2 separate regions of the Homo sapiens genome follow, and region 2 is linked to region 1. The links are chromatin loops, found by intact Hi-C in ENCODE. Cell type or tissue: HCT116. All regions are shown on one strand. Each heading gives the region's core, and the rest is flanking DNA. Links, peaks and the distances in the headings are about the cores only.

The links. Peaks named below come from ENCODE experiments on the same cell type or tissue, not always from the same donor. Only the 100,000 strongest peaks of a DNase experiment are listed, where the experiment ranks them.
Region 2: a loop joins it to region 1, with 5 times the contacts of the local background. A loop is called at or near these places in 2 of 110 quality-filtered maps.

The regions. Positions count from the first base shown.
Region 1 is chr4:187,602,958-187,611,290 of GRCh38, forward strand. The region is part of intron 2 of LINC02492 (long intergenic non-protein coding RNA 2492); the gene reads right to left. All of the region lies in intron 1 of LOC105377604 (a long non-coding RNA gene), which reads right to left. Among named protein-coding and RNA genes, the nearest start is that of LINC02492, 66 kb to the right of the region's middle. RefSeq lists an enhancer at 1-276. In HCT116, for the core only: a CTCF peak has its summit at 3,740 (motif pointing right); a DNase peak (open chromatin) is centred at 3,764.
Region 2 is chr4:187,990,472-187,998,804 of GRCh38, forward strand. It overlaps ZFP42 (ZFP42 zinc finger protein), which reads left to right and starts at 5,300. Exons shown (of 4, transcript NM_174900.5): 1 at 5,300-5,369. LOC124900881 (a long non-coding RNA gene) reads right to left here and starts at 2,408. Exons shown (of 3, transcript XR_007058513.1): 1 at 2,211-2,408. RefSeq lists enhancers at 4,488-5,467, 5,468-6,449, 6,064-6,358. In HCT116, for the core only: a CTCF peak has its summit at 3,557; a DNase peak (open chromatin) is centred at 3,550; H3K27ac peaks cover 260 bases.

The sequences.
Region 1 (8,333 bases), core at 292-8,291:
TTGGCAAAGCAACCATTTGAAATTTGCTTACTCTTCAATTTAGGGACGGCTCTGATGATTTATGAGTTCAGTGAGTTGAATTCAAAGATAGAAAAGAGCATGTTTCTCCTGGACAATTATGGAGAAAGGGAGAATTAGCTGTTCCTTATTCTTCTTGTTAGTTAAGTCCTATTTGAACTGTTCTTGCCTCATGTGATGGGAATGTCTAAAAATGCCAAAGGAGCCATCCATTTATTTCCAGAATTAGCAAAAACCACAAACTTCGCTGCTGAAGAGCAGGCTCCCACAGGAACTCATATAATTCTGCAGCGTGCCATTGACTTTAAATGGCCCCAAATACTTTCTTAAAACTCTCTGATGTGATCTATCTTTGTGGTAACCTTCCACACAAAGTGCTGGAACAGTGAGAAATAGAAATATACATGCTTCATAATGACTTGCTAGTTTAAAATGAGTGCTTTGCACATGGCATTGGGCATATCCAGGCCCTCTCTTGCTTGGGCATAAAGCCAGTCTGAAAAGTGAATGTATAAATCATTCAGCTAGATATGTCAGCTTTTAGATGTATACGCTTCAGCTTAGAGGCCTAAAATATATCACACTGTTTTCAGAGTTTTGTAGCTTATTATCGGAGCAATAGAGAAAGATTTTGATTGTAGAATCAGTGTGTCTAAGTGCATAGTATGGGGCAAATGTGGGTATCTAATGAGTTAATTCAAAATCATAAGCAGAGGCGCTATTCTTGCTTCTTAGTAATAAAGTGTTCCTATTGGAGTCATCAATGATAATACAACTTTAGTCTAAAGCAAGGATGGAATCAAGGAATTTTATTTATAGTACTGTAACCTGTTAATTTGATGGGCAAAGACTGACAAATTCAGGAATGAAAAGAATGTGCTTTTCTTTCCCTTTCCTCTCCTCTCCTCCCCTCCCCTCTCCTCTCCTCTCCTCCCCTCTCCTCTCCTCCCCTCCCCTCTCCTCTCCTCCTCTCCTCTCCTCTCCTCCCCTCTCCTCTCCTTCCCTCCCCTCTCCTCTCCTCCCCTCCCCTCTCCTCTCCTCCTCTCCTCTCCTCCCCTCCCCTCTCCCCCCCTTCCTCCCCTCCCTTCTCCTCTCCTCCCCTCCCCTCTCCTCCTCCCCTCCCCTCTGCTCTCCTCCCCTCTCCTCCCCTCCTCTCCTCTGCCCTCCCCTACCCTTCTCTCCCTTCCTTCTCTTCTTCCTCCCTTCCTTCCTTTATCCCTCTCTCCTTCCCACCCTCTTCTCTTCCTCCCTTCCTTCCTTCTGTATAAAGTAAGATAGAGGTAATAAACTCAGTAGATTCAGTATACCGATAGCATATAACACTGACAAATCAGGTACCAGAGGCAAGTTCTGCAGTAGAATCTACAAGTGAAACTTCTAGAATTGTATTATTAAACCATAAAACATGCATCCCTCCCACCCTAAAGCTATTTTTTCTTACCACTTAGATGTAAATCATCTGAAATAAAGTTACAGATTTTGAGTAACAATATTAGTATGTGAATATGTGTTGCTGCTTCTCTAAGAACCTCCTAGTATACCCAGTACACCTGTTGGTAAGCCCCTGTCAACAGACAGAGCTGGTCATCCCCAGCCACTTCACAGGAGTTCCTGCCGTTTACAGTATTTCTTCAGAAGTTACGTTCAACAATTCTGCTACTTATGGTTTTCTTTTTCTGTAAATTTACTAGGCAAGTCATCTCTGCCTGACTTGCAAATTCAATGCTTGACTCTCAGATTACTACTGCTTTCATATAGATGTGGATCTTCCTTTGCAATGGTTTTTTTTTTTTTTTTGAGGCTGGAATTCAAACGTATTATTGAACCTCTAGAATAAATTAATATTTCTTTTCAGGGTTACTATCGATGAGACTATATCTAACATGTCTGCCTGAGTAATTTGTTTTCTATAATTATGGATTACTAAAGGGTAGAATCAAAATATTTCTGAGGTTCTCATACAGTATAATGTCTAGAATTCAAAACTTTTTTGTTAAGTGAAAAGACAGACTGTCTTATTCAAAAGGTGCACATTCGCTTTAATAAATGTTGACAAAGATTCTGTCTTTGAAATTTAGCCAGGCTTCTCTGAGCCCATTCTTACCCTGGCCTTGGCCTCGGTCTATACAGACATGTTTGTAGTGGCCTCCAAACACTAAGTTCGTTTCTCACAGTTGAAAGCTGCATCCCCAGGGACGACCCCGACCCCGGCTCGGCTTCAGTGCCTGCCTGAGGACACTGCAGGCTGCCCAAGGAGTCTACTGTTTGCTCCAGCCAACCCCTGGAGAGAGGGCTCCCATCTCCTAGCCTCTGTGGGAGGGTAAGGGCCTCATCTTGACAAGCTCCAGTTAACAAAACAATGTGGGTTTCACACGGACCAATCCCCGATTTCCTGCTTTTTGTAATTTTCCACTTCTCTGACCAGACTGATCCCCCGTCACCCATGCTCTCTTCTCTCGCTCTTGCTTTAAAATGCCCAGTCTCCTCTGCACAAATAAAACTTGAGTTCAATTCATGCTGGACTTTTTCCTACTACGATGGTACGTTATGGATTAAAAAACCTGTCCTTCCAGCTTTACCTAATGGCAGGCTTTGTTTCTCTTTGGACCATGTGCATGGTGTATCTTTCTTCTCTGCTCTCAGTGTGCCAGAAGTAAAATTAAGGGATTGAACCAATGGCTAGAACATCTCCAAAATTCTTACTCACTCTGGGTATGGTCTGCTATTTTTGCATTTAAAAAAAATAACTTTTACTTTAGACACAGGGACTACATGTGCAGATTTGTTACATGAGTATATTACACCCAGGTGGTGAGCATAGTACCCAATAGGCGGTTTTTCAGCCCTTGCCTGCTCTCTCCCTACCACCTCTAGTAGTCTGCAGTGTCTCCATTTTTCCCATGTTTATGTCCATATGTGGTTAATGTTTAGTTCCCACTGGTAAGTGAGAACATGATGTATTTGGTTTTCTGTTTCTGCATTAATTCAATTAGGATTACGGATTCCAGCTACATCCATGTTGCTGTGAAGGACATAATTTTACCCTTTTTATGGCTGCATAGTGTTCCATAGTGTATATGTACCACATTTGCTTTAACCAGTCCACCACTGATGGTCACCTTAGGTTGATTTCATGTCTTTGCTATCGTGAACAGTGCTGCAATGAACATACGCGTGCATATATCTTTTTGGTACAATAATCTATTTTCCTTTGGATATACACACAGTAATGGGTTTGCTGGGTCAAATGCTAATTCTGTTTTAAGTTTTTTGAGAAATCTTCAAACGGCTTTCCACAATGGCTGAGCTAATTTACATTCCCACCAGCAGTGTATAAGCGTCCCCTTTTCTCCGTAGCCTGACCAGCATCTGTTGTTTTTTTACCTTTTAATAATAGCCATTCCTCTGATATGATATGGTATCTCACTGAGGTTTTGATTTGCATTTCTCTGATGATAATGATGTTGAGCATTTTTTCATGTTTGTTGCCCACGTGTATATCTTCTTTCAAGAAATGTCTGCTCATGTCCTTTGCCCATTTTTAATGGGGTCGTTCACCCTTCGCTTGTTGATTTGTTTGAGTTTCTTATAATTCTGGATATTAGACCTTTGTTGGATGCAGAGTTTGCAAATATTTTGTAATTCCCAGGCTAATCATATTATACAAACCCAGGTCTGTTAGCCTGAGCTGCAGTTTGAGATAAATACCAGTAGGTGGCAGTGCAGGTCACATGGTGGCTTATTCTGCACAAAGCTGCTTTCCCATGGGGGTATGCCCTTGGGAAGAGAGGACTCAGGCACCAGTCTGGACAAGCACCCTTTTGTTAACGCAAAGGAAATAAGTCAATCAAATCAACACCAGTAAAGAAAAGTATACTTAGAAATACCAAACAACAATATTAAAAGAAAAACATCCTTAAGAGTACTGTTTTCTTTTCTCCTCATACTATTTTTGAGTTTACATTGCTGCTGCATTTTATGAACTCTTTTTGCATTGCAGCCCCAGGTTCAAGGCTTGGTGGAGTCCTGTAGTAGCCACCCAAGATTTCACTGGTCTTCAGAAACTTGGAAATAATCTCTCACAATTCGTCTTAAAACCACTGAATGTATGGTTCTTATGGAGGAGAGGCTGGCTAAAGGCAAAGTAAATGTAGATTTCGTGTCTCATCACAGAGGTTCAGCAATCACTCGCCCTGTCCTCAGTAGTTCCCCAATAGTCCCCTCCCAGGTCCCCACTCACTGCCTCTGGGATGCATCCCCCACTCCCTCCCCACTCCCCTGGGGTCTGAACAATAAATGGAAAGCAACTCGGCCTCTTCCCTTTCAAGGTGGGCACCGCCACTCTAGTTTAGTGAAAAATCTTTCCCTAAAATGGTCAGATTGATAAAAGGTAGGCAACGGTTCAGGAATATTTGTGCTTCCATTAGTGAGATTTATGAACTTACTCCAACATTCTGAAACAATGGGGGTTGATGATACAGTTCCCTAAGGTTCTTTTTATAAATTTAGCTCCAAGATCTTTATTTATCTGTAACTTCTGTGCTTCTCCTGAGCCTGTGGTAACACACACCTCTTAAGCAAGGGCTGCTCAATTAAGAACACCCTAGGAGGCTTGCACCTGAAGGTTTGGCTTTATGCCAGATACCATATCTGCACTAAAGAGCTTGTCTTACTAAAGGGGCTCACTCCCATTCTTTTCCATTTTAACAAAGGTTAACTTAACTTAAACATAAAATATTTGAAATAATTCTATAGTGACTGTCCCATAGAGAGAGAGGAAATGTATTTACATTGGGAGCTCTATGGAAATTTCATAAAGTGAATAGTTCTAAAATGAAAAGACAGAAATCTCTAGCATAGGTTATATGTTCCAGTGTTATGAATTAAGTCTCAAAGAAATTAAGTTCTTCAAAAAAGTTCCTGTTATAATGACACATGCTGAACTCTTTGTGTGTGTGTGTGTGTGTGTGTGTGTGTGTGTGTTTGTGGGGCCTCTAATACCCTCATGTTTTCAGTTTATATTTTACAGTATCCCCATTTTTCAGTTGAAGAATCATAAGGAGATGCTTTAAATAGTTTGCCCAAGAACATCAAGTGAGTAATTTGACCAAGCCAGAAAAATTGCAACAAAAGCTGGGTTTCTGCATTGCATCAGCCAGAACCGTGCTTTCTCAGAACTCTAATTCAGTATTATAATATTTCTGCTCTAACACCTTGCAGTGGGGAAAAAATTAAAATCTGATATTATACACACACTTTGGAATCCTTTAAAGTAAATGAAATATTTATGATTCAACCTGGGTTCAAATGAAGGAAGTGTAGGCATATCAGCTACAGTAAACCAATTGATGACTCAAGATGGCCAATGATGATAAAGTTGAGAGTCAGCTGGATTTTCACTGGGGCTGGCAGCAAGACAGGCCTGATGTTGAAAAAAGCAGACACAACAGGTGGAAGAACGGCAGAGTGGCTCTTGCTTTTGGTCTGAACACTCCCACTGGCTGCAGCACTGAGTTCTATAGAAGCATCTGCTCACCTTTCCTCTTGGCTGGAAAGACTTACATCAAATGATTACAGGTTTAATGAGGGAGAAGTGTCAAGATTAGAAAGACTAAGCTGTAGGTTTCATCTGGTAAACAATACGGGAAAGAGGCTGGGCACACTGGCTCACGCTTATAATCCCAGCACTTTGGGAGGCCAGGGTAGGAGGGTCACCTGAGGCCAGGAGTTCAAGACCAGCCTGGGCAACACAGAAAGACCCTCATCTTGACAAAAAAAAAAAAAAAAAAAAAAAAAACAGCTGGACATGGTGGCATACACCTCTATTCCCAGCTACTTGAGAGGCTGAGGCAGGACGATCACTTGATCCCAGGAGTTTGAGGCTACAGTGAGCCATGAGTGCACTATTGCACTCCAGCCTGGGTGGCAGACTGAGACACTGTACAGAAAAAAAAAAAAGAAAAAAAGAAAAAAGAAAAGAAAAAGGAAGATATTTACTCTTGCAAAGAATATGGGAATAAAGGCTATTTTTAAAGATATGTGTGCATTTTTATTTTATCTTAAACAAAGCTCTCTTTTTACAGACCTATTCAAAAACACTGTATTATCTACATTTAAGGTTTCTGAATTGTTCTTGAAAAAGGTAAGCTTAGACTGGTAATTGTGGCTCATGACTGTAATCCTAGCACTTTGGGAGGCCCAGGTGAGAGGACTGCTTGAGGCCAGGAATTCAAGACCAGCCTGGACAACATAGTGAGATCCCACCTCTACAAAAAAATTTAAAAAATTAGCCGGGCATGGTGGCACACGCCTGTAGTCCCAGCTACAGAAGAGGTTGAGGCGAGAGGATAACTTGAGTCCAAGAGTTCGTAGCTGCAGTGAGCTATGATCATGCCATTGCCCTCCAGCCTGAGTGACAGAGCAAGACTCTATCTCTAATGCAAATGAAAGCCACAATGAGATACCATCTCACACCAGTTAGAATGGCGATCATTAAAAAGTCAGGAAACAACCGATGCTGGAGAGGATGTGGAAAAATAGGAATGCTTTTACACTGTTGGTGGGAGTGTAAATCAGTTCAACCATTGTGGAAGACAGTGTGGTGATTCCTCAAGGATCTAAAACCAGAAATACCATTTGACACAGCCATCCCATTACTGGGTATATACCCAAAGGATTATAAATCATTCTACTGGTCGGGGGCGGTGGTTCACGCCTGTAATTCCAGCACTTTGGGAGGGCGAGGTGGGCGGATCACGAGGTCAGAAGATCAAGACCAGCCTGGTTAACATGGTGAAACCCCGTCTCTACTAAAAATACAAAAAGTGAGCCAGGTGTGGTGGCTGGCACCTGTAGTCCCAGCTACTCTGGAGGCTGAGGCAGGAGAATAGCATGAACACAGGAGGCAGAGCTCGCAGTGAGCTGAGATCGCGCCACTGCACTCCATCCAGCCTGGGTGACAGAGCAAGACTCTGTCTCAAAAATAAATAAATAAATAAATAAATAAATAAATAAATAAATAATTCTACTATAAAGACACATGAACACATACGTTTACTGCAGCACTATTCACAATAGCAAAGACTTGGAACCAACCCAAATGCCCATCAATGATAGACTGGATAAAGAAAATGTGGCACGTATACACCATGGAATACTATGCAGCTATAAAAAAGGATGAGTTCATGTCCTTTGCAGGGACATGGATGAAGCTGGAAACCATCATTCTCAGCAAACTAACACAGGAACAGAAAATCAAACACCGCTTGTTCACACTCATAAGTGGGAGCTGAACAATGAGAACACGTGGACACAGGGAGGGGAACATCATACATTGGGGCCTATTGGGGGTTGGGGGGTTAGGGGAGGGAGAGCATTAGGAGAAATACCTAATGTAGATGACGGGTTGATGGGTGTATCAAACCACCATGGCACGTGTATATATCTATGTAACAAACCTGCACCTTCCACATGTATCCCAGAACTTAAAGTATAATAATAATTTTAAAAAGACTCTATCTGTAAAGAAAAAAAAGAAAGAAAAAGAAAAAGGTAACCTTGTCTGAAAATCTTATTTATTTGTATGAGATTTTCATACTATACTCAAATATTCATCCAAACATTTGATTTAAAAAAACCCTCTTTCTCAGTTTTCAGTTACGTTTAAACAAGTTAGGCAAAGTTACTAAATCATGATACAATGAAGATCGTATTACATTTTAAAATTGCTAAAATATAAAAAAGAACACTATATATCTTATTTTTGTTACAAACTCATAATAGATCAAACTCTATAATATTTAGATTTGTGACTTCTTTGCATTTAAGTTTGCAAAATTCCATAAAAATACATCCCACAATTTTGTTTCTAGTCTTATTTCACTGAAACAAATTTAAACGATTTTTATGTAGATTAGCAAAATAAATGCGATTTTTATTTCAGCTGGAAGTTGGGATTATTTTTTGTGAGCTGGAAGAAGTGATAATTTACTAATCACTATACTAAGGGGTCACTTTTGCAAAGAAAATATTTCTTTTACACCCCATTTTAAAAATATTATTGTTTTGTTGTATATGTAAGTTTTCTTTGGTTATTATATGTCTACTCATCTTAACAGTTTTTGCTTTACTTATGAATAAGAATGATAAAGATCACTGTATGCGTAACAGCTGAACTGTTGCTCATTTTCCTATTGAATATAACACGAAGGAAGAGTTTCTAAAGCATTGGAGGAAGCAGGAAGGAGTTGTTCTAACAAAGTGATCATATTCACAACGAGGAACTGTTAAAACTACTGCCAAAGTTCCTAACTGAC
Region 2 (8,333 bases), core at 170-8,169, 390 kb after region 1:
GGGAGACAGAGCCAGAGTCCATCCAAAACAAAAAACAAAAAACAAAAAAACAAAAAACAAGCTCTTTAAACAACTGACTGAACTTGGCAAATTAACTTTATCTTTACATTTTGTATCAGGATAGCAAGATTTGGGTTCTAAACTCTGCTCTGTAAACTAATACCTATAGGGCTTTGAATAAGGCATTTGTCACTACTGACTTCACATTTCCTCATCTATAAAATGGATAATAACAATCCCTAAGGTGCTATCAAGATCAAACAAGCATGTAAAAAGGCATTACAAATCATAGCCAATAATAACATGGAGAGATTTCTTAAATGAAAAATACAACTACAGAGTTTGCAAAATACCTTAATGTAAAATACTATATTAGACCACAGTGACGCATATCAAAGGAGCAAGATGGGTTCTTTTGTTGTTGTTTTTGTTTCATTTATTTTTTTATTTTTTTATTTTTTATTTTTTTATTTTTATTTTTTTTTTATTGATCATTCTTGGATGTTTCTCGCAGAGGGGGATTTGGCAGGGTCACAGGACAATAGTGGAGGGAAGGTCAGCAGATAAGTGAACAAAGGTCTCTGGTTTTCCTAGGCAGAGGACCCTGCGGCCTTCCGCAGTGTTTGTGTCCCTGGGTACTTGAGATTAGGGAGTGGTGATGACTCTTAAGGAGCATGCTGCCTTCAAGCATCTGTTTAACAAAGCACATCTTGCACCACCCTTAATCCATTCAACCCTGAGTGGACACAGCACATGTTTCAGAGAGCACAGGGTTGGGGGTAAGGTCACAGATCAACAGGATCCCAAGGCAGAAGAATTTTTCTTAGTGCAGAACAAAATGGAGTCTCCTATGTCTACTTCTTTCTACACAGACACAGCAACCATCCGATTTCTCAATCTTTTCCCCACCTTTCCCCCCCTTCTATTCCACAAAACCGCCATGGTCATCATGGCCTGTTCTCAATGAGCTGCTGGGCACACCTCCCAGACGGGGTGGTGGCCGGGCAGAGGGGCTCCTCACTTCCCAGTAGGGGCGGCCGGGCAGAGACACTCCTCACTTCCCAGATGGGATGGCGGCCGGGCAGAGGCTGCAATCTCGGCTCTTTGGGAGGCCAAGGCAGGCGGCTGGGAGGTGGAGGTTGTAGCGAGCCGAGATCACGCCACTGCACTCCAGCCTGGGCACCATTGAGCACTGAGTGAAGGAGACTCCGTCTGCAATCCCGGCACCTCGGGAGGCCGAGGCTGGCGGATCACTCGCGGTTAGGAGCTGGAGACCAGCCCGGCCAACACAGCGAAACCCCGTCTCCACCAAAAAAATACGAAAACCAGTCAGGCGTGGCGGCGCACGCCTGCAATCGCAGGCACTCGGCAGGCTGAGGCAGGAGAATCAGGCAGGGAGGCTGCAGTGAGCCAAGATGGCAGCAGTACAGTCCAGCTTCGGCTCGGCATCAGAGGGAGACCGTGGAAAGAGAGGGAGAGGGAGACCGTGGGGAGAGGGAGAGGGAGACCGTGGGGAGAGGGAGACCGTGGGGAGAGGGAGACCGTGGGGAGAGGGAGACGGAGAGGGAGACCGTGGGGAGAGGGAGACCGTGGGGAGAGGGAGAGAGGGAGAGGGATTTTTGTTTCATTTTTTTCGTTTGTCTTTGGAGATGGAGTCTCGCCCTGTCGCCCAGGCTGCAGTGCAGCGGCACAATTTCGGCTCACTGCAACCCTTGCCTCCTGGGTTCAAGCAATTCTCCTGCCTCAGCCTTCCGAGTAGCTGGGACTACAGACGCCCGCCACCACGACTGACTTTTTTTTTTTCTTTTTTTTTTTTTAATTTTATTAGAGACAGGGGGTTTCACCATGTTGCCCAGGCTGGTCTCCAACTCCTGAGCTTAGGCAATGTGCTGGCCTCGGCCTCCAAAAGTGCTAGGATTACAGGCATGAGCCACCACGCCCAGCCAACACTTGGGTTCTAATCTGAGTTTAGAAACTTATTCCTGTATAAAGTTTCTTTGTGCCTCGGGGTTATTTTAAAACGCAAATGAAATTATAATAACAGTAATAATAACTATTTTAGAAATTTGATTTCAGATAAAATGAGACTGTGCGTGTATTCAATTTATATTAGCTAAATCAAATAGAAATAAGCTGAAGCTCTAATAATGAAATAATGTTTTACAAGTTTAAGGTTAATAAGCATTTATAGATAAGGCATGTTTTCTTACAATATTCCGTTCCCAGGGCTCCTGGACTGAAGATCGAAGTTCTTCCCATGGCCTACGGGGTCCCAGAGTCTGGGCCTGCATAGCCTCTCCACACTCGCCTCCACTCATCTCAGGTCCTTCCATAACTATTCCCTCTCCTGTCAGGGAGGCTCTGCCGTCCACGCTGATTCCTGCAGATCAGGGAAACCTCCCCTAACTTCCCGGCTCTCCTATGTGGCTCCCACAGCACCACGCACCTCTCCTTCATTGTGCTAATAATAGCTGCATTGTGACACTTACAATCATGATTATTTGGCTGGTATCCTCTGACTGTCTTTATTTACAATGTGGATATTTTGTTCTCTATAAATTGTTGCGTTGATTTTGATTCTTTTACATGCCAGGTTAAAATATTACTAATACTGATTACTGAGGGTGTTTTGTTTACAAGTGAGTTACTCACCTCAATCTAGTTCTTACCCTCCTGTTCTGACCTGGCCATTCCGCATTCAAACCCCAGGAGGCCAGGAATACGTATCCACCAGGGCCTAGAACCTCCGCCTGTGTAGGGGAGAAACTCAAATCTGTATAGAGTGAATTAATGCATATCTATAGTTTTTGCATTTTAAGGGTTTTAAGGAAAATATTGATTTGTAACACAGATAAAATGGTCGAAATACAAGTGTTTTAAGTGACCATGATGTTACTGGCAGAAGAATCACTATGACTAAAATTCCAGCAATGGACAACACTTTTTCTATGCATAACCTCTTTGTGGTCAATTTCAAGACAGCCCACTTCTGTTTCACGGTTTAATTGGTTCTCGAGCTCATTTAGGAGAAATTCAATTTCCTTTGAGCTGAGTTCATATCACAACAGATGAGTTCATTCGTTTTGGTTTCTTCTTCAGGCCCATGGAAAGGAAAGCTAAACGATAATGGGAGCAAAAATAATCTATGGAAGAGGTGGAGTGTGAAATGTAAAATTAGATTTTCTAAACATGCTGTCTCTAATGCCCAAACAGAGCCACACCCAAGCGATCAAATGGAATCAGTGGTAGGGGAGGCGATTATAAATCAATCTAGTTTATGGGATGCACTGTGTGAATGGTTAAGGGAGTGATAAAGGGTGGTTTCCGACAACCCAAAGAAAGGATCCTCGGCTTGAGCTAAGTGTGTGTGTTTCCATCTAGTGAGGAAAGGGGCTTTCAATGACATTGCCACTTAAAGGCTTACAAAGAAGGTTCTGGTCAACATTCTTCGGTTCATTGAAGTATTTCTTATCGAAACCCAAATGTTAACATTTTTATCTCCAAGGGAAACAAAAAAAAAGGCTGGTGGAATTCCCCTGTAGTTTCTAAAGAGGCCACAGCAAGGCGCCATAGAGACAGAAGGAGGGAAGTTGAGGGAAGTCCTTCTGACTGGTAAATCGGCTTTCTGACCCTCGTCTGCAAATAATACATTCTAAGGTAAGGAACTAAGGAAGCTTTATTGAAATCGGATTTCAAATGGAGAGGTCCTGCTATGCCTACTGGAGGAGATCAGGGAATAATAAATATTTCCTTCATTGAAAATTATATCCTATTGGCCAGGCGCAGTGGCTCACGCCTGTAATCCCAACACTTTGGGAGGCCGAGACAGGCGGATCACCTGAGGTCGGACCAGCCTGCCAACATGGAGAAACCCTGTCTCTACTAAAAATACTAAATTAGCCGTGCGTGGTGGTGCATGCCTGTAATCCCAGCTACTGGGGAGGCTGAGGCAGGAGAATCACTTGAACCAAATAGGCGGAGGTTGCAGTGAGGTGAGACGGTGCCACTGCACTCCAGCCTGGGGGACAGAGAAAGACTCCGTCTCAAAAAAGAAAAAAAAAGAGAAAGAAAAGAAAGGAAGGAAGGAAGGAAGGAAGGAAGGAAGGAAGGAAGGAAGGAAGGAAGGAAGGAAAATTATATTTTATTGGCCAACCTCAAAATTGAAGCTTATTCAGAAACAGATTTAAAAAAAGAAAAAAGTGGAGAACTGCTCCCAGATATATATGCAGAAAAGCTTCAAGTCAACATTTAGGAGGTTTTTAAATATCGATCTGGGTTTCGTTCTAATGGTCTGGGTGTACTTATACGACCTATTACATTTCACTAGACTGTAGCCAATAGTGAGCGTTGACTGACCATTGCTTTCAAAGTGAGTTGTGTTGCCTTTAGCAATACAGTCACATTAATGGCCAGAAAAAGAAAAAAGAAAACAAACACTGGGGGTGTTTGAAACAACTGGGGGTAGGGTGGGGTGGGAAAGGTGTGGGGGTTTGCGTTCGAGTCAACCTCTATTTCGGGGGGTAAAAACTGCCTCCTCCGCTTGATTTTTTTCCTCGATCTGCAAAAGCGTAAATGTTTTGTTTTGTTCTATTGAGATGGAGCCTCGCTCTATCACCCAGGCTGGAGCTTAGTGGCGCGATCTCGGCTCACTGCAACCTCCGCATCCCGGGTTCAAGCGATTCTCCTGCCTCAGCCTCCTGAGTAGCTGGGATTACAGGCGAGCACCACCATGCCTGGCTAATTTTTGTATTTTTCGGTAGAGACGGGGTTTCGCCATGTTGGCCAGGCTGGTCTCGAACGCTTGACCTCATGTGATCCCCCCGTCTCGGCCTCCCAAAGTGCTGGGACGACAGGCGTGAGCCACCGCGTCCGGCCTAAAAGGGTAAATGTGATTACACCCACGCGTATTTGTTCAACAGACATTTATTGAGCGCTCACCACGTGCCAACGCCGGGCGTCTGGGCTCTGGAGGCGCTGCCACGTGGCGGATGCGCAGTGCCCGGCGGCCGGGCTGAGGGGTGAACGCGGGGGTCAGGGGGCCCCGGGCTGAGGGTTTGCGTGCGGGCCGGGTGCCTGGGGGCCCCGGGCTGAGGGTGAGCGCGCCGCCCAGGTGCCAGGCGGCTCCGGGCAGAGAGTGAACGCGCGGGCCAGGTGGCTCCAGGGCGGCGCCCCAGGGCGGGGCCGGCCACGCCCTCCCTAACCCTGGCGGAGCTGATGGGTGGCTGTAGCCTGATTAGACCGCGTCAGTCCGGAGGGTGGGTCTTGGGAGGGGGCGCAGGGCAGTCCACGTTTCCACTGCAGTTTCTCCTTTGTTTTACGTTTGGGAGGAGGTGGCATTGGAAATAGCAGAGTGCTTCGCGGTAACAGGGGTGAGTCTTGTTTCATGGAACTTTTTTCAAATGGGGAGAAGGGGGTTGTGTTGCTCACTACTTGGAATGTGTCGGTCAAAGGGGTTAGATAGTCAGGGAGGGGAAGCGTGTTCTCATCCTGGGACCAGGCCGGAGCCGGCCTCGCCGGGAGACTTGTAGCCCTCGCCCTGCGGTGACCCGTGGCTGGCCACTGGCCTCAAATGTTGAAAACGGGCAGATGGGCAAGTAATACACTCTCAAGAAAGCAAGTGTCTGGCGGTGATTTCCTAAATTGCATTTTTTATTTTATTTCAAAACTTCATGTAAATATGTTTCCTTACAATATCTGGCTAAGTCTTTTCTATATTAACATGCTTACATTGTGATCAAGACACCAGTCTCTTCCCTTTCTTTTCCTCTCCTCTTATCTCTGGAGATGGCAATACCCCCAACTCAAATTACTCTAGCAAAAAACCTAGGAGACTCTTTCTTTTCTTTTTTCTTTTTTTTTGGAGACAGTCTCGCTCTGTTGCCAGGCTGGAGTGCAATGGCGCGATCTCGGCTCACTGCAACCTCCGTCTCCCGGGTTCAAGGGATTCTCCTGCCTCAGCCTCCCAAGTAGCTGAGATTACAGGCGCCCTTCACTGCGCCCGGCTAATTTTTGTATTTTAGTAGAGACGGGGTTTCACCATGTTGGTCAGGCTGGTCTCGAACTCGTGACCTCAGATGATCCGCCCGCCTCAGCCTCCCAAAGTGCTGAGATTACAGGCGTGAGCCACCGCGCCGGGCGAGACTCATTCTTGATTCCTGTTTCCCTTCCGCTCTTCATCCAATCCACCGGCGAGCTGCAGGGCGAGGGGGTGGTTCTTTCTCCTGTTTTCCCGCTCTCCCTGCATTTCATCTCCTCTGCCGCCATCTGCTCCAAACCCCTGGCAGCCCTTCGCGGGATTCCCAAATCTAATAGATTTTTCTGTTCTCCCCAAATCCATTCTCCATGCAGCTGTCCGGCCCATCTTCTAACCTAAAAAAACTTGCTGTTTGCTTGTTGGAAGCCCTGTAATGGTTTCCTTGGGACCTGGGATGAAATGCAAATGGTCCCGGGGCTCACCGTCAGCCCCGCGCCTGGGCCTCGCCCCAGCCCCCACCTTCCTGCCCGCCATAGCTGTAGGGAGCATGGAGCATGGAGCGTGGAGCGTGGAGCATGGAGCATGGAGCGTGGAGCATGGAGCATGGCCTGCAGCCCCCGGGGAGCGCCGGCAGCCTGGAACCAGCAGGCTTCGCTCGTCTCTTCCCACCCCCGTGCACTTTTCCTCCTGCCCACATCTGGCTCCGATGGCCCCCTCCTTGGGGGCCTTTTCCAGACATTCATGATGAAGGTGGCGTCCTCGGTTACTTCCCCTCTCATATTCTTTTTTTTTTTTTTTTTTTTTTGAGACAGAGTTTTGCTCTTGTCGCTTGGGCTGGAGTGCAGTGGCACGATCTCGGCTCACTGCAACCTCCGCCTCCTAGGTTCAAGCGATTCTCCTGCCTCGGCCTCCCGAGTAGCTGGGACTACAGGCGCCCGCCACCACGCCCGACTAATTTTTTTTATTTTTAATAGGGTTTCACCATGTTGGCCAGGATGGTCTCGATCTCCTGACCTCGTGATCCGCCCGCCTCGGCCTCCCAAAGTGGTGGGATTACAAGCGTGAGCCACCGCTCCCGGTCCCACCCCGCCCCGACCTTTTTTTTAATAGCATTTTTCTCAATCTGACATTTTTTGTTTATTTGCCCTTTACTGTCTGTCCCACACCAAACTTTGTGTTAACGAGGAACTTTGCATCTTTTTCCCTAAGTTCAGCACCTAGAACGAATACTAAATGTATATGAAGATTTCGTCCACATCCGCTTTTACCAGTATGTTTTCCATGTACAGTCAAGTTCCATATAAGGCCGTTTCAGTCAGTGAGCAACCCCACGTACTATGGTGGTCCCATAAGATTATAAAAGAGCTGAAAAATCCCCATGGCCTAGTGACATCTTCATGATCCTGAATTTGTGTAGGCCTAGGCTCATGTGTGTGTTTGTCTCTTCGTTTTTAACGTAAAAGTTTTTAAACAGACAAAATTTTACAGAATAAGAATATAAAGAAAAAATATTTTTGTACAGGTGAAAAAATGTTTGTGTTTTAAGCTAAGTGTTATTACAAAAGAGTCAGGAAGTTTGCACATTTTTAAGTTTATAAAGTTAAAAAGAGTCTGGGCGCGGTGGCTCACGCCTGTAATCCCAGCATTTTGAGAGCCTGAGGCAGGCGGATCGCCTGAGGTCGGGAGTTGGAGACCAGCCTGACCAACGTGGAGAAACCTCATTTCTACTAAAAATACGAAATTAGCTGGGCGTGGTGACACATGCCTGTAATCCCAGCTACTCAGGAGGCTGACGCGGGAGAATCGGCTGAACCTGGGAGGCGGAGGTTGCTGTGAGCGGAGATCACGCTGTTGCACTCCAGCCTGGGCAACAAGAGGGAAACTCTGTCTCAAAAAAAAAAGTAAATAAATAAATGAATTTAAAAAGTTACAGTAAGCTAAGGTTAATTTATTATTCAGGAAAGACAAATTTTTAAATAAGTTCTAAAATTTGCCTAAGTGTACAGTGCTTATAAAGCCTACAGTTGTGTACAGTGGCGTCCCAGGCCTTCATTCACTCAACACTCACTCACTCACTCATCCAGAGCCACTACCAGTACTGTGAGCTCCATTATGGGAATGTGCCTACACAGGTGTACCATTTTTTATCTTTTGTACAGTATTTCTTCTGTTTGGATATGTTTATATGCAAATACTTACTGTTGTGTTACAGTTGCCTACAGTACTCAGAACTGTAACATGCTGTGGAGATTTATAGCCTAGGAGCCATGGGCCCTACTGTGTAACCTGGGTGAGTTGCAGGCTGTGCCATTCGGGTCTGCGTAGCTACACTCTGTGATGTTCACAGGATGACACAGCA